Linked DNA regions of Mus musculus: regions 2, 3, 4 and 5 are each linked to region 1. A link is a loop called in an ENCODE intact Hi-C map of the cell type or tissue named here. Cell type or tissue: left cerebral cortex. All regions are shown on one strand.

Region 1 (5,000 bases):
GTGCATCAGCAATGGGACACTTGCCAGTATGCTAGCACGACTCAAGAGAGGACTTTTGGGAGTGAATTCACTCTCTCTTGTGCTCCTCTACCAGGTGAGAACTGTGAACACTAAAGTCATGTTTTAGGTTTAATTACTGTACTTGAGAGCTATAAAACTAAAATGCCTCAGACCTGTAAGCCCCACTTGCAAAAACTAAGAGAATTCATTCCTGTGGTTTTAAGACACAATGCTTGGTGGCCATCTGGTTCAACAGCCCCTAGAAGTTAAGACCCAGCAAACAGAGTAGCATGCTGGTCACCCTGGGTACAGAGTAATGTATGGCCTCTGATTGACCGGTGGATGAAAGGGAGCCATGAAGTTTGGGCTGGAATTTGACCCATTGTGTACTAATATATGCACAGTGTCATAGGCATTCCATAGGGCTCACTCTTGGACTTGCCTACTTTCAGAGACACCAAGGTGTGGAAAGTATTTTTCCCTACTTGACACAGGGACACTGAAGCTCAGAGCAAGGGCAAAGCCAGGAGCTCTGCCTCAAAAGCCAGAAGTCTGTGTTCTGAGGACAGCTCCAGGGTGGCAGCACCTTGGACAGCGCCTCCATCGCTTCAACACACCCAGATTGGTCCCCCTCCACTCTACAAGATGGCCCACCCACATTCTTCATGTAAACTCTAACCCTGAGCAGTCAGTGGTCTGCAGAGACTTATTTGCACTCTCCTGAGTTCAGTACTTCCACAGCCCCTGACGTTAGCATGAACACCCCACACAATAGAGGAAACTGAGTCTCCAAGTTCCCTAGATCCCTGCATGCCCTCACCTGGGCCCTTAGAGGCAAAAGCACTCCAAGACTTCCACCCTGTGACTTCAGACTAGTACACTTGCCTGGTGCCTTTGGCTGCCCACCCAGGCTTACACCACAAAGAAGGATGTAAAAACACTCCATTGATAGTAGCGTCTGAGCAAAGCTGGAATGAGCGTCTAGAGTCGCCCTGCCTGGGCCATTCTTTTGCAGCTAGGGAAATCTGAGACTCAGAGAGGAAGAGTGGGAGGGAGGGAGAATTAAGCATTGTCACACAACCTGGAAAGCCTGGGTTCTCTTGCTCCACAGGCTCTGATGTTCTTCCTTCTAACCCACAGCTACCTTAAGGATGCCGGGGCTCAGTCAGAAGATTAAAGTAGCAGGAATTTAACACTGGGAATTATCAACTAGCTAGCAAGCAGAAGAGGATTAACAACTAAGAATAGAGAACAGAAATAGCTGATGGAAAACGAGGATTGCACCAATTGTGCTGAGGCAGAAAAGGGAAGGCACACATTTCAAAAACACTTCATCGAACCACCAAACAGGCCTCCCTGTTTAAGCCTCCCTGGAAAGAGGGTGCTCAGCATATCAAGCTGGTGATGTCCAGTCAGGATTTTACTTGCTGGTTGCTGTTGCCTCAACCAAGCAGCACAGACTAAATGACTTAGGCTTACTACACAGAGTACAGGATGAGTGACATGACTGGCCCACATCTAGAACCACAGTTCTGGAATCTGGGAAGTGAAAGGTCAAAATGACATCAAGTTCAGTGTGTGGTGAGGGCTGCCCTCTATTTTTAAGGTGTCTTAATTGATGGACTCTGAATTTTTTAAATGTTCCATCAAGTCTGGTAGAGGGGCACTGGCTGCTCTTTCAGAGGACCCACATTTGGTTCCCCGAAGTCACATGGAGGCTCACAACTTTCTGTTACCTCTTGTTCTGGGAGATCTGACACCCTCTGTGTCTTCCACAAGCACCAGGCACTCGTGTGGTGTAGATATGCATACAGGCAAAACATCCCACATAAAACAAATTTTAATTTAAAATAAAATGTTTTAAAGAAGGATGATAGGGCATGAGGGAGGGGGAGAGCAGAGGGGCTTATTTAACTCCCTCCATCCCTTTTACAAGCTTGCTGGGGACTTAGTCTGCCCTTATGACTTAATCACCTCCATATTATTACATTATCGATTAAGTTTCAACTTGAATATTGGGGACTCATTCCAATCTCAGTAGGCAGAACCACACAGATTGGTTGCTTTCCCCTTGAACATGAGCTGAGTCTCCCCCAAATCTCTAGGCCAGTACTGAAGCACCTGCTCACAGCCAGCCCCAAGAGCAAGAAACCACCGCAGGATCCTAGGAGAAACTACTTTCTTACAGTGCCCTCTGCGGATCAGATTTAACATTGCAGTCACTGGGAAATAAGTATTTACTGCCCTGAGCAGAGAAAGGATGGGTTGAATCTGCTGAGAATCTGCACACATACACCCACCGCGACCAGAGAAAACAGGAGACTCCCAGAATGATACTCAGAACAGTCCACTGCTCAGGCCCCCGCCTTATCAGATCTTTATTTCCTCAGTTGGCTGTTCCATGAATACTGTACAAACTGCCCCTCCCTGATCTGCACACAGTATTATCTAGAAGCATAGTTTTGACTCCTGCTCTGGTCTTGTCTCTGTGCTTAGATCTCATCTCAGCCCTCAGAACTCAACTAATCTTGAGTGGCGACTCAGCAAAGGAAGCACAAATCTGCCCATTTCATAGATATGGAAGCTGAGGTTCCCAGGGCTGAAGCAAACTGCATGAGTTTCTCAGGTTTTACAAGGGGAGCTGAATCCATAATCTCCCTCCTCACTCCTCACAGGCCTCTGCACTTTTGGAGCTGACAGACTATGGAGAAACTCACCATCCACAAGGTTCTTGACAACGTCACAGTCAGAAAGGACCATGCTGTGAATCCAAGCCTACAAAATGCTTCTCGTGACCACTTTGCTCCAGAGTCTCTTTGTTCCCACACACATGCATTATCCTAAGTGGATTCTGCCAGCTTGTAACTCCAGCACAGTGTGGCTCCAAACAGGTGCCTAGGGACCACTACCACTGTCCCTGGGGCCCAGTTTCAGTATTAGAGTGTTTGGGGGTTAAAAGACAAATTTTGAATCATTTACATTTTAAGATATTCCAAAAGACATCCCCACAGAGCTGAATGTTGAATTAAAAAAAAAAAAAAAACTCAAGGTGAACAAAACTGCCTGCTGCCTGCAGAAGCATCCTGACTCTGCCCCTCCCTTCAGATGGGTTCTGAAGGACACGGAGACTCTGTAAAGTCGATAGGCATTTCATATCCTCCAGAGTTCATTTGGACCCCAAGACCATTTCCCACAGCCATCATAGAGTCACCTGAGGTGGGGAATCAGATGGAGCAGAAGGGACAAAGAGGACACAGGCAGAGCAGGTGTCTGAAGAATAAGGACAGAAGTCAGACAAAGCGGGTGCTCTGCTGAGGCCTGTTGCTAAGGCTTGGCCCTGTGCTCTCCTACTGGTGGACCTTCTGCTCTGCATCGCACTGATTCCCTCTCTCCTAGATTGCCTTGGACCACAAAGATCATGTGTGAACCACAGCCTTAGCAGAGAGAATCAGCTAGAACCCACTTCCTTGGCCTGGAAAACTCCGCGCCCTCAGTGCAACAATGGCTCTGGGAGAGCCATGGGTCCCAAACATATGGCTACAGCTCCGAAGCTCAAGGTAGGAGTGAAAACATCACTAATGACTTCAGGCAAGGCCTCAAAAAGGATGGTGTATGGCCTGGCCCTCTAGATTGTTTCACCTAGGCAGGTTGCACATATGACCCCTTCTCTGGTAAAGCCAATATCTCAGCCTTTCTGAGCTTACCTAGGAGGTGGCTGGGCAGACCTGAGCAATTCTGAGCATGTGTGGGCCAGTGATGCAGGCACATCTCTGTTTTATTCCCTATTATCCCTGTAATGGGATACATAGTGTGTAATAGGTACATGAATCAAACAAGAATCACACTCTCCTTCCATTCCTGAGGCTCTACTGGAAACCTTACTCCATCCCTCTGCCTTGGCCAGCTCTTCTTCATCTGGCCCATCTGACATTTCTGAGCCTGGCAAACAGAGACTAGAGAGTGGCATGGATCAAATCATCTGAAGAGCCATTCTCCTTTCACCCTTGAAAACCAATCTCTTTCCAAGAGTGAGGGCTTGGAAGATCCAAACAGTGGCCCATGGGGCAGACTCATTGGCTGGGAATGTCCTGGCTACTTCATCCCCCACAGGACCCACCTCTCACCGCCTGCCATCTGGCTGCCTTCCTCAGCAATTTTCCCTATACCCACACACTCTCTAGTGCATCTTTCCCACTAAGGAGGAGGCTCTGCAGGCTAGTACAACCAGAACCACATAACCAACCATCTAGATCTGGCTGCCAAGGCCACCGGATACCACTCTGTGCTTCAGTTTTCTCGGGACTTGCCAGTGTCTTCCTCGCTGGTGTATGGTAGAAATTCCTTAATTCTCCTTTTGGAAACATGGCCCAAGATGGGTGTGGACTGCAGCTAAATTGATGTCTTGATTCCCTCTGCTACTTCTGGACCCCAGCCCTAGCCCTGCCATGCCCAGTCCTCAAGACTGGCTTTTCATTCTGTAGAAGAATGAACTCAAGCTACAGCCTGGGCACTTAGCCCAGTCAACTGTGAAAGCACCCATCCCTTGAGGAGCTCTCATATAACATCTTTCCTTACTAAGTATGAAAGTTCCAAGTGGAGGCACCCCAAAAGATGGTGCAATGGTCAAAACACTTGCCTTGATAGCCCAAAGACCTAGTTAGGTTCAAACCTGTGTTTTTATAAAGAATCTGGCATGGCAGCACATGTTTTAATCCAATCCAAGTGCTGGGGAAGCAGAAACAGGTGGATCCTTTGGGCTCAGTGGCCAGTCAGCCTAGCCTACTTGGTGAGCACCAGGCCAGGGAGAGACTTTGTCTCAAAAAGAAAGAAAGAAAGAAAGAAAGAAAGAAAGAAAGAAAGAAAGAGAGGAGAGGAGAGGAGAGGAGAGGAGAGGAGAGGAGAGGAGAGGAGAGGAGAGGAGAGGAGAGGAGAGGAGAGGAGAGGAGAGGAGAGGAGAGGAGAGAAGAGAAGAGAAGAGAAGAGAAGAGAGGAGAGGAGAA
Region 2 (5,000 bases), 1.6 Mb before region 1:
GCAAATATGTACTTGGCTCAACATTGAGACATGCACCTCCCAAGACACTGAGTGACTATTTGCAGAGAGAAAGTTTCTTTCGCTGGATCATGCAAGGGCATAGAATTTAAACCAAGTCTTTTTACTCTATACCCAAGACATTTTAAGCTCCAGTGCACTACACTTCAACTGCTTCAAAAGCAAGGAAGTATTTGTTAAGGGAATAAAAAGACATCTAAGATTTTTTTTTTCCCTTTCAGTATCTGTAACTCAACAGAAAGACTTAACAATTCATACTACCTAGAGATTTCCATGTATCTTTTTGCCTTCAAATTTATGATGAAAGACCAAGTTGCGCCTCTCTGAAACTCGACCAAGGTTTAAGTGTGTCCAACCTGTCACAAAGACATTTTTAAAGTCCTCATTCTGAGCATCTGATTGTCGGCCATACCAGCTTCTCAAATTCAGCAAAATGTAAGCTACAATTGGCATATGTTTCTAGGAATGGTGGCTGCTGTGCATTTTGTGTTCAGAAAAATACAGAGGCAGAATATTTATTTAGATAACTTCAGAACTTTTAACATCTCCCACCCCCATGCTACTCCCCATGCTCAAAATGCCTGTAGGCACATGTCCTTTCAAGGTGAACATCAGTAAAGTCTATCCAAAACAATAAGCTATAAATAAAATTTCCTTAAGAGAACATAAAGAATGCAAACCTTATATTATAATTTATGTTAGTTAGGGAGAATTTGAAATGAGAAAATAACTCTTTTTTTTTTCCCTAGGAGAAAATGAGAAATTCTCATGATTGATGCAATCAATAACTGAAATAAAAACATCTATGTGACATCCATGGAAAAGCCTGCAGTCACTTTCAAATCTTCACCAAGTAGTTTAGGCACATAAGACCAAACAGCTGTAATAATAATAATAATAATAATAATAATAATAATAATAATAATAATAAAAAATTAACAGTGAGAACCAGGTCTGGGAAGGAGGGAACAAGACATTGTGGCCTTGAATCCTGGCAGTAAACTTGACCTTATACATCAGTGACTTCTGTATGACACAGAGGGAAAGTAAGTCATGTAATACAAAGCTTAAATGACATTTACTCTTTTCTACTGGGGAAGGAAGAGAAATACTACTTTACAAACTTTTCTATAACATTGTTATATATCCTTGGTTTAATTTTATTGTTGGAAATTTTGCTATTGAGAAGACATTTTAGCATGGGCTGACTGCATTCAGAAGAAAAGTATCTAGGGAAAGTGCTACAACACAGCACAGACCATTTCAAGGAAAACCCTTCAACTTCTTTGGCCAGCAAGCCAAAGGCCCATTATGAGGACCCACATTCACCAGCTACTACCATGGGGGCTACCATTACTGCCATCAGGGCTACAAATGCTACAACTCAGATTCCTACTTACAACTACCATTATTTTTCCTAGAAAAATATGATCTTATTTGTGTCATCTTAATAGTAATGTCATCTGACTCAATAAAGGTTATAAAATAATCATACTCATTACTCAAACATCCATAGGCAGATTTCATGGAAACTGTCCCTATTTCCATCTGATTAAGGAAGCCAAAAAAGCAACCTGAAGAGTCTAATGTTCCCTACTAGCCAGTGGTAGAACTGAAGTTCAGACACCCTGACATCTGCTCCTAAATCAGTCTTACTGAGACAGCATGCACAACACCCTGGGTACAGATATTCTGGGATTAGAAACCAGACGTTACAAGACATGTCCGGGGGAATCTCTAAAAGGAGAGATGATACAAAAACAAAAATCAAAGCTATCTGCTATAGTTTGAAAGTCCCTTCTAAACTTTTGTTGAAAGTTAATGGCCACTGTCGGAGCAATCAGTTGCCAGGCCCTCGACTGGTCCATACCACTGCCTCCCTATCCCTTCCCTAGGTAACATTTTTCCCGTTCTTAGAAAAGAGAAATTCAGGAACTTTCTAAAACTACACCCATAAGGAGAAAAGAGAGAAACAGTTCAGTTTCTACAGTGTTTGCCTCACAAGAATGAAGAGCCAAGTTTGGATCCCTAGTGCCCACATAGAGAAAAGGAGGAGGAAGGCTTTAGTAATTGGGAATCTTAGCTCATGCCTTCTATAATCCTAGCACTAGGGGGCAGAGACGGCTAGATCTATGTAGCACACTAAAAAGTCCATTTAGCTGAATTGATGAGATCCAGGACTGGTAAATGACATTGCTGAAAGGGGAAACGGGTGGCTGTAGAGAGTTGAAGGGAAGTAGGAAAAGGGAAGAAGAAGGGAAACGGGAAGGAAGTTGAGGAAAGCTTGGAAAGACACTAACACAGAACATCCACTCTAAGCCAAGAACAGTCTCCTTTAATAACCATGAATAACCTTAGCACCGAAAGTACCCAAGATGGTAAATGTGGTCAGAGTAGACTGAGACCAAGGATCAGGGATGGGCCATGCTCTTCTGTGGTGCCAGAAAGATTAATGAGCTGTATACACAGGCATTTCAGAGATGACTGCACAATATAGCGTCACTATTCCCACTAGCTTCCCAAACAAAAACTAGAAAAAATGCTCTAAAACTAACATCAGTCCGTCCCCCACCCCCATCACCTAGGGTCAGAAAAATGTTGTAATGTTAAAAATATCCTGACTGAAATAGAAAAGGATTTAGCCAAAATCCTAAGGCTGATAGGAGACCAGTCTTCTCCAGGATTCAAGCAGAAAAGACAGTCTCAACTTCTGCTTAATATACACAATATCCACCAAGACAAAGGCAAAGAAAGCCCTGAGAAACACGGAACCATGGCTTCCTACAACCCGAGTTATCTATTTACAAAAGGACTTAAAGCTCTTTCTCTTTCTTATATTAGCAGTGTAGGAAGTGAAAGCCCTTAAAGTAACCAGCTGCCATCCTCAAACCTGAAACAAATTTAGGTCAGGAGTGAGGTTCACTTTTGAAACCCTGTCTCAAAAGAATATATTGGCAAGTAACAGCAGACACCCAGCACCCTCCTCAGACTTGTACCCACACATACTCTGTGCATACATCACACACCCACAAGATGCACTACGATCTACACTCAGAAAATCAGCTTCTGGAACTGAAGAGATGGATAAAAGCACTTGCTGTGAACACAAGAGGATCTGAGTTCAAAGCCCCAGTATCCAAGTTAAAAAAAAACAACAAAAAACAAAAAACAAAAAGCAAAAAAACTTGCTTCTGGATGTATCTTTCTATAACCTGAAAATTAGGGGGATGGAGACAGGCTGGTCATCCTAGTGACCTCACTATCAGCCTAGGTGAAACAGGAACTTTAGGTTCAGTGAGAAACCCTGTCTCAAAAGAATATATTGGCAAGTAACAGCAGACACCCAGCACCCTCCTCAGACTTGTACCCACACATACTCTGTGCATACATCACACACCCACAAGATGCACAAAAAGATTAGCTCTTGGACAAGAATGGTGATGGCCACTGTCATTTTCAGTGTTCCTCCAACCCCCCCACCCCCAGACACACGGCAAGCCCTTCTCCCTGGCTACAGCCTGCAAAAGACACCTGCTAATCCACAAACTTTTTGACTTCTTGGAAATATGGTCCTCTGCCTTAAGCGAGGCAAGCCCAAGCCCTATTTTAAAGACACTCCTTTCACTACTTACCTGTCACAGTCATAAAAATGGGGAAGGGGTTGAGAACACTGGCTTTCATTCAAATGAACCTAAAAAATAAAGAACTCTAATAAAGAAGGAATAGGCTACAATGGTTTTCTTTTCCTTTCTCTGTATTTCATTTTCCAGTTTTTCTATAAGGCCTCTCTGTATGCTGCAACATGAAGAAAAATTAAATTTACTACTGCTGAGGCAAAATCAGGGCTCCTTTATTATAAGGCTCTGAACCTGAAGAAAATATGTTTATGTTTGATGAGATGCCCACTCCCTATTGAAAAATCCAGAAGCTTCTAGGACCCACATGATGTCGATATATTAACTTGTGAATAATTGAAAATGTTAATAAAGAACAGTCTATCCCCAGTCTCTAGACCACATGAAGTTGGTAGCTTAGTTGGAAGATGGGGGAGGGGGACTCAGGGACCAGCCATCCCAGCTGTCCAGAAGGCTCAGTCTGGGACATAGAGGACTTCAGCCTACAAATGTGCTCTTAGGCAAATTGCTCTCAGGATGGAGAGGCAGTGAAAGTAAGAGGAGCCAGTTAAAACACAGATCAGAATTCCAACTCCATGTGGACAAATTCTCTACACTCGGTTTCTTCATCTACAACTACCAACTACAGCCCTGAGTGTCCAATATGGGAAGACTCTGAGAGCAAGTGAGAATATTAATCATATAAAATGAGGCCAAAATATATGTGAGGCTGACTGACCAAGGACAGACAACACAAGCCCTGTCTGCCTCAAGGGAACATGGGGTTTTAGGGCTAGTAACAGCTTTTGTTCATCCTAGTCTAAGAGAATTGGTCTTTTACAAGGTTTGAATCTTCACAAATTGCATAATCTGACAAAAATCAGTTAATCTTAAACCTCAGCTTCTTCACCTAACTGCTTAAGCAGCAGAGCCAAATTACAAGGTTGCTAAAAGCTCATCACAGAATGACTTCAGCACTTGCGACCGAGTACAATGCATGGTGGACCATCAATACTTCATCCCATACCCCATTTGCTACAATTACATAAGGAGATCTACTTCATCTACATGTACAGATTTAAGAAATTTGATCACTATAGTAACCACAGCTCCATATGCATACTTACATGGAGTTTTTGTTTTGTTTTATTTCTATTTTTCTTATATTGAAAACAGATTTTCTTTCATATAATATATTTTAATTAAGGTTTCCCTTTCCCCCAACTCTTCCCAGGTCCTTCCCAACTCTCATTTTCTCTCCTTAAAAAACAAGGCATCGGGGCTGAAGAGATGACTGAGTGATTAAGAACACTGACTGCTCTTCCAAATGTCCTAAGTTCAGTTCCCAGCAACCACATGGTGGCTCAC
Region 3 (5,000 bases), 1.2 Mb before region 1:
TCAACAGAAGAATGGATACAGAAAATGTGGTACATTTACACAATGGAATACTACTCAGCTATTAAAAACAAAGAACGTATGAAATTCTCAGACAAATGGATGGATCTGGAGGATATCATCCTGAGTGAGGTAGCCCCATCACAAAAGAACACACATGATATGCATTCACTGATAAGTGGATATTAGTCCAGAAACTTAGAATACCCAAGATACAATTTGCAAAACACATGAAACTCAAGAAGAAGGAAGACCAAAGTGTGAGTACTTTGTTCCTTTTAAGAATGGGGAACAAAATACCCATGGAAGGAGTTACAGAGACAAAATTCGGAGCAGAGACTGAAGGAACAACCATCCAGAGACTGCCCCACTTGGGGATCCATCCCATAAAAAAAAAACACCAAACCCAGTCACTAGGCAGATGCCAACAAGAGCCTGCTGAAAGAAGCCTGATATAGCTATCTCCTTTTAGGCTCTGCCAGTGCCTGGCACATACAGAAGTTGATGCTCACAGTCATTCATTGGACGGAGCACGAGGTCCCAATGAGGGAGCCAGGGAGCTGAAGGGGTCTGAAGTACCATAGGAAGAACATCAATATGAACTAACCAGTACCCCCAGAGCTCCTTGGAACTAAACCACCAATCGAAGAAAACACATGATGGAACTTGTGGCTCTAGCTATATGTAGCAGAGGATGGCCTAGTTGGTTATCAATGGCAGGAGAGGCCCTTTTTCCTGTGAAGGCTCTATGCCCCAGTATAGGGGAATGCCAGGCCCAGGAATGGGAGTGGGTGGGTTGGGGAGCAGGGGGAGGGATGAGGGGATAGGGGTTTTTGGAGAAGAAACTAGGAAAGGGGATAACATTTGAAATGTAAATATAGAAAATATCTAACAAAAAATTATCAAACAATAAAAAAAAGAAATTTGAAATTACTATGTTCTTGGGTAAAAGCTTGCTATTAAGTTTTAAGGCCCAATGACAGTGTGTGTGTGTGTATGTGTGTGTGTGTGTGTGTGTGAGAGAGAGAGAGAGAGAGAGAGAGAGAGAGAGAGAGAATAAGGATGCTCAGATATGCATGTAGAGATCAGAGATTGCTATTGCATGTCTTCTATTTCTCCTATCTTATGTTCTGAAACAGGGTGTGTGTGTTTCTCAACTTGGACCTTACCATCTCCTCTAGACTGGCTGGCCCCAAGCCCATTGATCTGTGTAACTCCAAGCTCCCAGTGCTGCAGTTACAGATGTGTAGATTTGCACCTAGCTTTTTCCATTACTGCTGAGGATCTGAACTGAGGTTTTCTTGTTTGCACAGCAAGCATAATACTCAGTAAGTCATCTCTCAAGCCTGTTCTACCAAGATAAAACATACAGTCCAGTGTTTCTCAACTGGGGCACATCTTCCCACAAAGGGGACATTTTGCAAAGTGTGAAAACATTTTTGGTTTTCATAATCCAGATGGTGCAGCTGATAAGCAATTGACATCTAGCAGGCCAAGAAAGGTGCTTTAAAAATCTATAATAAACAGGACATCCCCACAACAACAAAATTTCCACTTCCAGAGGTCAATAATAGCTAGGTTGAAAGATCTCACCTTAATCAGAATGGGTTGGAGTCTCATTAATTCTTTGATTTGCATATTCATTTAGCAGTTGACTATGAAGAGGCCAGTAGGTGTCAAGAACCATTTTGCTTGCAGTATAAACTGAGCAATGAAGTCCAGATACCTGTTCCCATGGAGATAATAGTGTGGTCGTATACATCAACAATAAGTACATAAATACATAAGACCACTGAGAAAGTAATATTGGCACAAATACAAAAATTATAAAGAAGTGAATTTGTGCTAGGACTTGGGCTATGTTAGCTAGGAGGTCACAGGATGTCTCCCTGAGTGTCAGCATTTGTTCTGAGATGTGAACAAATGTAGTGTGTGTGTGTGTGTGTGTGTGTGTGTGTGTGTGTGTGTGTGTGTGTGTGTGTGTGTGTGTGTGTGTATGTGTTGGGGAGGAACCAAAATACCTGAAAAAGAACAAAGAATGAGTAGGAGAAAGAGTAGGAGAAAAGGTTAGGGTACCTCAGCTGATGTTAATAAACCTGTTCTGGAAAAGGCCAGGTGTTAAATATTATCAACTTCGGGGCCTATACAGGCCTCTCTCAACTACTCAATCCTCTCCTTGTCTTGCACAAGCAGCCATTCATGCTATACAGACAAGTGGATCTCCAATAAAACGTTTTTATAAAGTTGGGCTATTTGTCCAATGTCTGGTATAAGACCTTATAGGACACAAGAAAGTATTTCAGTTTTAAATGAACAATTTTAAACAGGGGAATTAATAATGACATTTTCAGACTGTCCTTCAAAAGAATAATGTAGCCACTGTCTCGGTAGCCTTAGGCTCCTCATTTCATCTCTCTGGGCCAGAATTTCCTGATGTTTAAAATAGAATTGGCTGGTCCCCTAGATTGATGTTAGGCTGGGGCGACACAGATGGAGCGAACGAAGTGTAGTTTGCAAATGTGAGTTATCGTGACTGTTAAAAGTGTTCCCATCTGTGGAGGCCCCGAGCCCTCCCATGTACCGCTACAGCGTTCTAGTATGAGCGATCACACCAATTCATAGCAGGAGGAACTTCCTCAAACTCAGGAGGCAAAATTACTCACTTGCCATCACATAAGGAAAAGCAGTTGTGTTTGGGTTCCCACCTGCCAGCCTGCGTAATTTCAGCTCAAATATAGACTTCGTGCTCATAGCCTCATGGGGCTGCTTCTCCCCTGGTAAGCCCACAAGTTTTATTTTCTCTGCAGAGGCCTCACTTCTCCACCAGCAAAGAGATTTTCTTTGCCTGGCTTATTCTTGACAAATATACCATCCAGTCTGGAAAGTGTCCAGAGGAAGCTCAGAGTGAGTTAAAGGGCGATGAAAAGACAGGTGCAAGGTCCCAGGCCAACAGGTGGCAGGACTCCAAGGAAGGTGCAGGTGCTTTGGACACTTCTCACATGGGAAGCTAGGTCAGGTCAGGGGCATCCTACTTAGGGCAGTGCTCAAACTCCTTCCCATGATCCTCCAGGATATAGCTCAATATTGCCTCTCTCACTCTGCTCTTAGAATGGTCACTCCTCCTGCTGTGGTCACAATGTTTGCCCCAAACACCAGACACACATTTCCTCGGGGCCTCTTTCAAGCTTTCTAGTTAACATCATTCCATCTTTTTCTTTGCCTGTCTAGCAACTTCACAAAAATCTCCATTGTAGTTTTCCTGGACAAAGATCTTCTCTTTTTTTTTTTTTTTTTTAAAGATTTATTTATTTATTATATGTAAGTACACTGTAGCTGTCTTTAGATACACCAGAAGAGGGAGTCAGATCTCGTTACGGATGGTTGTGAGCCACCATGTGGTTGCTGGGATTTGAACTCTGGACCTTCGGAAGAGCAGTCGGGTGCTCTAACCCACTGAGCCATCTCACCAGCCCAAGATCTTCTCTTTGCAGCACACTCTGCCTATCACTTTTTATCCATTATTCTGTTATATTTAGTGCTCAATAGTGTAACACACACATCTACTTACCTGGAATTGAAGTCTAGAACGATTTGTTTATCTGCTTCCTGTCTGTCTGCCAACCTTAGAATATAAGCAAGTTAAAGGCAGAGATCCATCACATGCATGCTGTCCCTCTGAGTCCTGCTCAGGAGTACTTGGCATTCAAATAATTATTCTGAAAGAATGAAAAGTCCTTAGTGAGAATGGGACAGATGCTAGGTGCACCTAGTCAGCTGGTTACTTGTGACTCAAGCCAGTAGCATTTGAGCTCTATAACAGATGACAGTAACCCAGCCATTTGAAATCTGGACTCTGTAAAATATTCAGGCTATCTTAAAGTAACACTAGCTTTTAAAACAAATAGACCTTCGTATTTCACTAAAACCATCTTTGTTTTGTTTTTGTTTTTGTTTTTATTTGTTTGGTTTTTTGAGACAGGGTTTCTCTGTATAGGCCTGGCTGTCCTGGAGCTCACTCTGTAGACCAGGCTGGCCTCGACCTCAGAAATCCACCTGCCTCTGCCTCCCAAGTGCTGGGATTAAAGGCATGCGCAACCACCATCCGGCTGACCATCTTTGTTTCACACTCATTTAGCAATCTATTGTGGCTTTTTTTCTATTAATGAAAGACTTTATGTGATTCAGGAACTCTGGCTCCTTCAGTTTCTGTGGCCTGTCATCACTAAGAATTGTGACTCCTCTGATTCCAGTTTATGTTGAGGAGAGAAAAACTGGAAAAGGCATGCACACTTGCCATACCCCAGGGCATAGAGGATTCCCTGCCTTACTTCTACTCTTTTCTATCCTTCTTCCATTGGTATGAAAAGATCATGTCTTTACCTAGCTGCAAGGGAGGATCAAAAACTTGACCACCAGCTGCTTAACAGCAACAGCTCTGTACAAAGAAATACTACGTGCTCTCAACTCCAACTGCTGTTCGATATTTGACTGTCTTTATTTCTTCTATGTTGACAACTTTGCCCAGAACTAGGACAACTTTGTCCTAACACAAATAGCCAGTAGAGATCCTCAAGCTTGCCAGCCTATAAATCTTTGAAATAAATTCAAATCCCATGCAAACCACAAACATGGCCACTTTCCTGTTACCACCATTCCTAAGGTAGCCTTCAGGATGCTCCTAGGAAGCAAGTTAATCACACATCTCGGAAAGAATATTCTGCTGACTTTTTCATACATTACTGACTCCTTAGATCCCTGAAATTGCTTCCATTGAAAGTCACCAGTGACCTTGGTATGAACAGGATTTTCTCTCTACAGACTATATTCTATATGCCACCTCTGCAAAATTTGATACCATTTGATTCCTGCTGGTAGCTCATGATTTTCTGAGCTCTCAATTCTCTGTGTTTATCTCTGACCATCCTCACCCTGTCCTTTCCTTTCTACTCAATGTTGGTGTCACTTAAATCCTCCTCTCCTTATTAGCAATGTTTTGCTGAGAA
Region 4 (5,000 bases), 650 kb before region 1:
CAGGGCCAAAGGGGGGGAGTGGGTGGGTAGGGGAGTGGGGGTGGGTGGGTAAGGGGGACTTTTGGTATAGCATTGGAAATGTAAATGAGCTAAATACCTAATAAAAAAAAAAAAAAAAAAAAAAAAAAAAAAAAAAAAAAAAGAAGCTTCTAAGCAATATGCAACAACTATCCAAACTACAAATAAATGTTTATATTTGAAAATAATAGTCAAAAGAACCAACATGGAATACAATACTTTAAAAAAACCCTGCCATTGAGAAAGGGATTTATTTAGGTCACAATTCTAAGTTATAGTCCATAATTACAATCACAGGGACAGGAGATTCGGACAGTTATCACTACATAGCCACAAGCAAGGACAGAGAGAGGTAAACATAGGAATATTTAGTACTTTCTTTAATCGTATACAACCCAGTACCACCCACTTTCAGGATGGATCTTCCCATGTCAATTAAGTCAATTAAGACAAACTACTTTAGATATCTACATGGGCCAATTTGACCTTGATAATCTCTTATCGAGTCTCTCTTCAGTTAACAAATTAAAACTGACCATCACAAGGAAGATGGATTTGTGATTCTCCATGGACATTAGAAAAAAAGGTACAGAATTTTATGCATAGTCAAATTCAGTCCCCACACTGAAGATAGGGACAATAGAGTAGCTTTGGATTCAACATGGGTTAGCCTGTTCCTAGTCTCCTTTGTTGTTACAATAAAATGACCTGGAGACGAGCAACTCGTTTCCTAACTTGATCTGTACACTTGAGGAACAGGTGTGGAGTATTCCAGCTTGAGGAACTAGTTAGATGTCTAAGGTTGACAAAGAATAATTATGTTACCAGATACACAAGTAAAAACTTCAAGAATTTCAGGCAGGTTATATGAATCTGGCACTAGTGCTCAGTGGAAAGAGAACAGAAAGTATACCACAGGAAAATGCCATTTCAAACTACATGTGGCTTTTAGAAGAACTCCATGGTCATTCAGCCAGGACAGATATTTGGAAATTCCAAACTGTACAAACTCCCTCATGGAGCTAGCAGGCCAATATTCATCTCTGCCCTCTTCCAACTAAACTTTGCTCCTCCAGCAGTGTAGGGCTTGTGCTCAGACCTAGGCCAGTCTAATGCATGTGAGTCACCTCCCACTTCAATCTGTCTACAGTCTGCGAGATAATGTACTGGAAACCTCAAACTGTTTCTTTTTTATTATGAAATCTAAACTCCACTGTTCCATAGACTTACAGTTTGCCCCAGCACTAAAAATTAGACCCACACACATGGATGTGCTTTAATTACTACAAGTACTTACAATAGACATACTTTGAAATACACAAATTAATACCAAACATTTAGATATGGATATTTAAAAAGCTATGTAGGGCAATGACTAGTTTTATATTAGACATCCCTAACATACACACAAGAACATGCACCATCACCATCACTACAACCACCATCACTGCTGAACATTATGAATAGCTTTCTAGCCTCAAAATACCATGTGGCTATGGTTCAGCCAAGGTTCAGTGAACATTTCCTCAACCATATCTCTACCACAAGTTTTGTGCTAGATGCTTTGGACAACACAAAATATAATCAAAAATCTGCCCTTATTGTAGGAGAAACTGTGTTGTCTAGGTAGACACACTTCTGTATGTATAGTCAGTATATTCTCTAAAAGAAGAATTGGAATGTTCTTAGTACAAAAAAAATGTTATGCATGCCTTAAGATAATATAAGTAATAGTTTTCTATGCAATTTGATTATTGCATGTTGGGCACGTGTATAGACACTGTTCGTACCCAATAAAAATGTGTGGTAGTCAAAAATAAATAAAACATAAAAATTGCAACTTACTGTAACTTCTACTCATTCGCCATTCTACATTGTATCCACTACTAAAGGTCAAAAGAAATTATGGGTGGGAGGGGACATTTCTTCTCCCTTGTTGAAGCTAACAAATTTGTGGGTAGTAGTTCAGACCATAAATCTTACCACATTTTCTAGGACAGAGTTACCATGTCTTAAAATAAATGCACAATGTTCTTCCCTCCATGGTCTTCCCACACAAGGATTTAGAAGCTATAGCCAACTTGGTATCCTGTTATTGTGACCTCCTCTCATTTCTTCCTTGAATGCAAATACAACCAGCATGCCACAATTGTGTTTCCATGGCCAATGCTTCAAGGGAGTTCATGATGTTAAGATCCATTGGGCCTTGCTAGAAGGTAGAAATCTCAATGTTTTTACCCTGCTCTATCTATGCTGCCTGAGATGCTCTCTTGTGAGGTAAAACAGTGACATGGAATCACCACAAATTATATGCTATTCTCTTTTCTTTTTTTAAAAAAATTAGGTATTTATTTCATTTACATTTCCAATGCTATCCCAAAGTCCCCCACCCACTCCCCCACCCACCCACCCCCACTTCTTGGCCCTGGCATTCCCCTGTACTGAGGCATATAAAGTTTGCACGACCAATGGGCCTCTCTTTCCACTGATGGCCAAATAGGCCATCTTCTGATATATATGCAGCTAGAGACACGAGCTCTGGGGGGTTACTGGTTAGTTCATATTGTTGTTCCACCTATAGGGTTGCAGATCCCCCCAGCTCCTTGGGTACTTTCTCTAGCTCCTCCATTGGGGGCCCTGTGATCCATCCAATAGCTGACTGTGAGCATCCACTTCTGTGTTTGTATATGCTATTTTCATTGTAAGTAGCTTTCCTAAGGACAGGTTGTTCTTGGCTTTCTTATCTATATTGCCATCAGAGCCACACCCCAGTTTTAAGGGAATAAATTTTTAGTCTTTCTTAGCAAACTAAGTTATCTGTTGCTCAAATGTCACTAGTTTCTTCTTAAGGCATTCATGAAGGCTGTCTTTATATCCCTAATTGTAGGGACCTTATGACATTGAGAAGCCTCTCTTCTCATCTTTGTATACTTTAGAGGACTAAAAGAGTTTATTATTATTATTATTATTTATTATTATTATTATTATTATTATTATTATTATTATTGTATATGTCAAGACTCTCTGCAGCTTCTTTTTCATGTCCTTATTTTCATTCCATGTTGTGAAATGGAATAGATTTAACAACCCAATGTTCTTTTAGTTTAACAACTTTTCAACTCAGCTACAATCCCCTTTAGTCATGTCAAGGTCTGATAACGCAAAGGAAAGAAGTATTCCCAAGTTTCTATTCTTTTCCTGTAATTGACTTTTCTGGTTAGTGCTCAGGTCAGACATGCTGCTGTTCACCTGGCATACCCTTGTTCACACAGCTAAAGGAGCATAGCAGCTGGAGTACAGAATTGCTAGAAATGAATTTTCAGGCTCTACACATCTCCATTTCATTCATAAGCAAATAGATCCTTCTCCAGGCCCTAAATAGGACTTGGCTTTAATAACTCATGATCAGAACATTTGCAGAATGTGCATGCAAAACTATACCTGGTTCAATTCTTACTTCTGTCACTTCCTATCTCTCATGTCCATTGCATAGACAGATTTCATTCTTCTCTCATGTTTGCAAACCAGAGGTATAATAATCTCACAGAAATTGTTTGGGGACAAAACAATATATTTGTGACACAAAATAGCACCTAATGCACAAAAGGTGCCCTAAAATGTGAGTTAGCTTCAATTCTCCAGTTTACAAGGTTGTTTGAATATATTATCCAATGACACTGAGAATTTACTTGATCTAATTTTCAGCCCTCAGGCAATGCATGTCATTGTGTGTATAAATACATTCTTTTCCAGAAAGAAGGAAAAATATGAACTATAGAAGATCTAGGATAACCTTCTATTTAAAAAGTTCTCCATTATAAACAACTTTCATTATTTATGTTTCCATCTCTCTGTCTACCAAATGCTTAGGTTGAACTAGATCATCCCCAAGGCCTTGCACTCTATTCTTACTCTCATCTGTTATTCTTGTAGCAATCAAAAACTAGTTTTATTCTGTTCTTGAAGGAGAAAATGAGGAGAGATGTTACATTCCGAGTCTCCCCTTTCCTCCACAGGCTCTAGGGAAGACCTGTGTCTGCTTCAACTCTATTCTTTCTGATGGAAGTTTTACCACCTTTTTCTCATGCACAGATGGAAAAGATCATATGCTTAATACATTAACCACAGTAAGAATCAGAGGTTTTTAAGGCATGGTTGTCTATAGTTTATAATTTGTCCAAAACACAACTCTGAAAGTTGTCTGATACCCCTCTAGGTATCCAAATAGTCAATACTTAAGTAAAGTTTTTGTTCCTCTTTATGAAAGCATTTTATGTCATTACATCCAAATTAGCTGGCAATATGCTTTCAACTAACTCAGTATTTCAATAATTAGAACAGCTATATCAGTCATCTTTGAAGTGACATTAGAGTAACTGGACACTCGCCGAGGGCATCCTCTGTAGCCAGCATCAATTGTGTTCCAAGTCATATACAGGTCCACTGATATTTGAACAGAAAATCCCTTGTCTCCAACTAGGGACAGTCTTGGCAAACAAATTCCCTGATACATACACAATTAGAATAGAAGCTAAGAGTAATTTGAATATCCAGTTAATAATTATACTAGATGACATTTGAAACCCTTTAAATTTTTCTTAATCCTATATATGTCTAAAATCTCTAGATTAACTGTCAGGATTAGCTACATAGTGCTCAGGGTATATTACTTAAAATGACAATAAAGTAAATTAAGTGTGTAGGTGATAAAAACACTAGTTGCAAAAAACAAAATTGAAACCAAGTTAATTTGTATGATTAAATACAGACTATCTGCTGAAAAATGTTCATGTGCATTGTAAAATGACTGTGAATATATACTATTTACTCTCTGCTCCTGTTAAGTTATATTGCATTATATTACAAATATAAGTGACAACATGTAAATTTTTCTGTATTGGACTTCTTCAATTTAGCAATAATATTCTATAATTCCTTTTTTTTTCTTTTTCTTTTTTTTTTTCTTTTTTTTTTAAGGTTTT
Region 5 (5,000 bases), 68 kb after region 1:
CAACAGGCCTGAAAGAACTCCACAAAAGACCCTTCATGTGGCTCTCCAGATAGAAGATTCTCTCAAGGAGCCTTGAGGTCACTCTTTGCCACTGAAACACCTTCATCCACAGAAGTCTTAAGGCTCCTCAGCTCTAGCTCAAAACTCAGGTACATCTCAAGATTCATACATACTCACTTGGAAATTCAACTGTCAGTCAGCCTCTGTGGCCCTAAAAACTGTGTGTCCCCTCTATGGCATGGCATTGACTTTGCTCTCAACCTAACACATTTACATTAAATGCAATCCCTGACATGCATTTGTTCCATAAAGGACTGGCAGTAATGTACCAAGATATATGTAAGACACTAAGATCAAAGATCTATAGAACCAAGCAAGTAGGTAATAAAAATGACCGGTGATGTAGCTCAGGGGCAGGATGATTACCTAGCATAGTCAAGGTCCTGGGTTGAATCCCTAGCACCACAAGATAACAAATTTAACAAAGAGAAATTAAAGAAATAGAGTCTATGTCTAACTTTTAAAGATAGGCTCAAGTCTCAGCCAATGGCCATGAAGAGAGTCACACACTGGAATCTGAGCTTCCCACTGACTAAAGGAAAGAAATACATCTAGCTCATGAGGGCCAGACCATCAACGCCCAGGATTCCATTTGCAAGATCCCCTTCAAAATGATTTAATGAACGCTTGGAAGACAGCTCAGTGGGTAAAAGGCTTGCTTCATAAACGTGAGGACCTGAGTGCCATCCCCAGAGCCCATGTGAAATAGTGTTGTGTGCTTATAATCCCAGCACCTGGAAAGTAAAGACAAGTGGATCCCTGGGATGGATGTACTGGCAGCCAGTCGAACCAATCTGGAAAGTTCCAAGCCAGTAAAAGAGCCCATCTCAAAAGCAGAATGAATTGTGCCCAAGTAACGACACCTGAGATTATCCTCTGGCTTCCACATGTGTGCATACACATGTGCACCTACTCCCAAATGTACACAAAAAAGTTGAAGTCATAACAGCAAAAAGAGGATTTTTTTCCTCCTATTCCTGACATTCTAATCTATCAGAGGTACAAGTAGGTCTGTTTGTCACAGGGCCAATTGGAACCACCAATTTCTCTCTTCCAAAATGTTCTAAGACATGAGACACAAAGTATAGAGGCCATTGCAAGAACATTTAGTGTAACTGAGAACAGTGGTCCCTGGTGTGGTAAGAGGTTGGAGTCTGGTGGAGCCAGAACACCTTATTGAGGCTTAAAGATAGTAACCAGTTGCTCATGGCTACAAGGCTAGTCAGTGACAAAGTGAGATCTCTGTAGGCCTAGAGCAGAAATCAGCCAAGCTAAAGAGCCAGACTGAGGATTCCATTGCAGTCAGCCTCTCCAGCCTGGGAGCCCAGATCCAGGCACCAAAATGCTATGGGAGGAGAAAGAACATCATGCTGTCCTACAATCATGGAAATGGAATTTGTGCCCTCATACACAATGCACACAACCTTCTAGGCTACACAGGAGCCTGTGGGAGGCTGTCAAAAGCAGGGGTGGATACCGCTGTGCAGTGACTGGGAATCCTTCCTTCTGTCCGCCTGGCAGATCTGGTGTTGTTCCCAAGCCTATTATAGGCTAGTAGATAAGAGAGAGAAAAATCACTCCGGATGATTCCCACAGGCCACACTCTCCAGCTCCCACAGAGCCCATGAAGGCCTGGCTTCTGCCAGTGTCCCACTCACCCCTGCCTTCTGGGCAGACGGGGAGCTCCTTGAAAGCCAAGTTCCTGAGCAGGTATTGGCAGAGTGTGAAGGGGCTATAAAACCATCAGAGCCAGAGTGTCCTGCCTGTAACAGGGCGGGTTGGTGTAATTTCACAGTGATAAGGGTGGCCTGCAGCTGTGGGAAAGATAGGTGGTCCCATAAAACCCGGTCACCAGCAGGGCATGGGGTGAAAAGGTAGAAGGAGGAGGCAGATCACCCTCACCTAAAGAAGTCCCGTGACTAGAGTCCAGACCTGATTGGTGAGTCCGGGCACAGACACCCAGGGTAACAGGACCTGCTCCTGTTCCAACCCTGGGGCTCCAACCAGACCTAGAGAAGGCCACTGGTTATTGGTACTCTGGTCAGCCCACTTCCATCAAAGCTGAAGTAGGCAGTAAGCTGGAAACTGACTTGACCACTAAGAAGCCATCTGTATCTATGATTCTGCATCCCAACTCATTCTCAGAACCCAGGATCCCTCTTCCTTCGCCATCTAGCACAGGTCTCTTTAGCCTGTGCCAGCCCTGGCTGGATATGCCCTTTGTTCAGACAATTTGAGCATGCCACTCACAGGCAGCTCTGGAAACAAGTCCCTCAAAGAAAGGCCTGTCTGTGCTGAAACACAGGGTACCAGCTAAGGGACAGTCTTCATTCAGTGAGCCCTGGGGAATGGCACTTAACTCCAATCATCTGGAGGTGGCTGGTACCCCTGGGCCTAGGGAGGAACCAGCTGGAAATAAGCCATTTGCCAAACTTCCTACAAGGTATACAGAGAAAACATTTAGTTGACTGCTAAGAGTGAAGAGATACAGCCCAAACTCAGCCATCATGAAAGAGAGAACTCCTTGTCCTGTTACAGAGCCTGCACACAACTTGGATGTTGGTACCACAGAACTAAGGCCCCAGGATATGAGCAGATAGACTAAGGTCTTGACTAGTACCTGCTGAGCTGACAGTTCTTTGTGTTTCAGAATGTGTTCTTGGCTGTTACTGCCACCTCCTGGTTGTCAGTTTCCATCTCTGCAGAATCAGGGGTGATTAAGCTGCCCTCTAAATCTGTGGTTCTCATAAACAAATGTGTAGTCTGCAAGGAGTAGCAGACGGGCTAAGTCAGGTTCTCTGTTCCTCCTACCCAGCAGACAGTGGCATGGGGTTCCTGAAAGAGCACAGGCCAAACAGGGCAGCAGTGTACCCTTGTCCAAGTTCTGCACTGTACAGAAGTGCTCATCTAAGGATAGGCTGAAGTCTTCCTGAAGCAGTGATACACCTTACTCATGTGTAAATGACAACTCTGAGCTCACACTCAAAACCTAGCTCTTATTCCATGACTTCAAGCAATGGGGAGAGCCGCCCTTCAAGATCTTCATATCAGAAATGGGATCACCGGCCTAGTGCCTCCCTATCTCCCGCCCTTCTGACAGTCTGTTGATGTTTAAATGGACCAATCATGTAAAACCTCGCCAATTCCTCCCCCAGCCCCACCCCTTTTCTATAAAAGTCCCTAGCTTCCAAGCCTCGGGGTCGAAACCACTGTCTCCTTCGTGAGATACGTTTCGAACTGGAGCTCCGCCATTATGACTCCACCATGTGGTCGACACCTCTGTCTCCTGCGGGAGATATGTGTCGGCCCGGAGCTCCGTCATTAAACTACCTTATGCTTTAAAAAAAAAAAAAAAAGAAAGAAAGAAATAGGATCACCACTGCTGCCCAGCAGCAAGGATGCTCAGTGGATTGAGAATGTCTATCTTCAGGACAGAGCAGAGACACTAACTCACAGCAGGTTCCCAGCAAGAGTTTTCTCCCACTTCCCCCAGCCCAGATTTCTCCTACCCAGGATTCACTGTTGAGCATGGCTGCCTGCTCTTTGAGACCATCCGTGGATGGAACTTCCCTTCACCATGCACAACTCCTAATGGAATTGTCCCAGTATTCCATTCTAACCCTAAAATACTCACTCTGGTCAGTACTTTTGACCTCTGCTAGTCCAGAGCACTGAGGGTCAGATAAAAATTGAGGTGAACATGTCACAGAATAGCTACATGTGTGGTTTTCTACATTTTTGAAAGTGAACTCAGGTGTTTTCAGCAGATGCCTGTCTGCTGGTCTACATCACCTCTCTCTTGGTTCTGCCACTCCCTACTTGAGAAACAGAGTAACTAAAGAATAGATAGGGTCCCATTTACTTACCATCAGCGACCCATTAAGGATTCTTTACATGCTATCTGATGGCATGTACTGTATTTGCTTACACTCTCTGAGAATGCTCTGAGCTGAGCTTTTGATTGGTTGACTGGTTAACTGGTTCATTGCAACAAGGTCTCATTCTATGGCTTACCATGAAGTCCAAGCAGCCTTGAAACTTGTGGCAATCCTTCTGTCTCAGCCTCCCAAGTATGAATACAGGTGGAGCCACCACACCTAGCTCAGTTAATTTTTTTTATTAGTCATGCTTGGATTGCTTTCAAATCTTTACTAGTACAAGCTCTTTGCCCCTGAGAATTTAGAAGACAAGAGTCATTCTAGAAAGGGGGTTGGGTGGTGGAGGGCTGGAGAGATAGCTCAGCAGTTAAAAGCACTGAATGCTCTTCCAAAGGTCCTGAATTCAAATCCCAGCAACCACATGGTGCCTCACAGCCATCCGCAATGAGATCTGATGCCCTCTTCTGCAGTGTGTGAAAACAGCTACAGTGTATTTACATATAATAAGTAAATAAATCTTAAAAAAAGGAAAAGATAAAAAAGAAAAGTGTGGGGGCTGGTGAGATGGCTCAGCCGGTAAGAGCACTAACTACTCTTCAGGAGGTCCTGAGTTCAAATCCCAGCAACCACATGGTGGCTCACAACCATCCGTAGTAACATATGATGCTCTCTTCTGGTGTCTAAAGACAGCTACAATGTACTTACATATAATAAATAAATTCTTAAAAAAACAAACAAACCACAGATAGCAAGGATCAGAGATGACCCAATAGTTGAAAGTGCTTGTGGCAGCCGGGTGGAGCAGAGGCAGGCGGATTTCTGAGTTCAAGGCCAGCCTGGTCTACAGAGTGAGTTCCAGGACAGCCAGGGCTACACAGAGAAACCTTGTCTCCAAAAAACAAAACAAAACAAAACAAAAAAAAAAGAAAAGTGTGGGGTTGCTTTGACTGCAAATTGAGTGACTCTCCATTGTCTAGGAAACTAGTGCATGCTTTTAACTGGCTGTTTCCAGTGTGTGGTAGGACAGGGAGCTGACAGACACTGGCCACCCTGCTGAGGAGC

Evidence for each region. A loop is a pair of places that touch in the nucleus more often than their neighbours do. Peaks named below come from ENCODE experiments on the same cell type or tissue, not always from the same donor. Only the 100,000 strongest peaks of a DNase experiment are listed, where the experiment ranks them.
Region 2: a loop joins it to region 1, with 4 times the contacts of the local background. A loop is called at or near these places in 3 of 42 quality-filtered maps.
Region 3: a loop joins it to region 1, with 4 times the contacts of the local background. A loop is called at or near these places in 3 of 42 quality-filtered maps.
Region 4: a loop joins it to region 1, with 5 times the contacts of the local background. A loop is called at or near these places in 3 of 42 quality-filtered maps.
Region 5: a loop joins it to region 1, with 3 times the contacts of the local background. A loop is called at or near these places in 4 of 42 quality-filtered maps.

Annotation. Positions count from the first base shown.
Region 1 is chr8:74,851,429-74,856,428 of GRCm38, forward strand. No RefSeq gene overlaps it. Among named protein-coding and RNA genes, the nearest start is that of Isx, 19 kb to the right of the region's middle. In left cerebral cortex, a CTCF peak has its summit at 2,211 (motif pointing left); DNase peaks (open chromatin) are centred at 1,065, 2,192 and 4,144; H3K27ac peaks cover 68 bases.
Region 2 is chr8:73,231,390-73,236,389 of GRCm38, forward strand. All of the region lies in intron 1 of Large1 (LARGE xylosyl- and glucuronyltransferase 1), which reads right to left. Among named protein-coding and RNA genes, the nearest start is that of Large1, 120 kb to the right of the region's middle. In left cerebral cortex, a CTCF peak has its summit at 2,122 (motif pointing right); DNase peaks (open chromatin) are centred at 2,118 and 3,007; H3K27ac peaks cover 389 bases.
Region 3 is chr8:73,609,155-73,614,154 of GRCm38, forward strand. No RefSeq gene overlaps it. Among named protein-coding and RNA genes, the nearest start is that of Large1, 260 kb to the left of the region's middle. In left cerebral cortex, no CTCF peak of the experiment used is centred here; a DNase peak (open chromatin) is centred at 2,639; H3K27ac peaks cover 1,280 bases.
Region 4 is chr8:74,197,344-74,202,343 of GRCm38, forward strand. No RefSeq gene overlaps it. Among named protein-coding and RNA genes, the nearest start is that of Isx, 670 kb to the right of the region's middle. In left cerebral cortex, no CTCF peak of the experiment used is centred here; a DNase peak (open chromatin) is centred at 2,138.
Region 5 is chr8:74,919,369-74,924,368 of GRCm38, forward strand. No RefSeq gene overlaps it. Among named protein-coding and RNA genes, the nearest start is that of Isx, 49 kb to the left of the region's middle. In left cerebral cortex, a CTCF peak has its summit at 2,743 (motif pointing left); DNase peaks (open chromatin) are centred at 1,508 and 2,746; H3K27ac peaks cover 1,375 bases.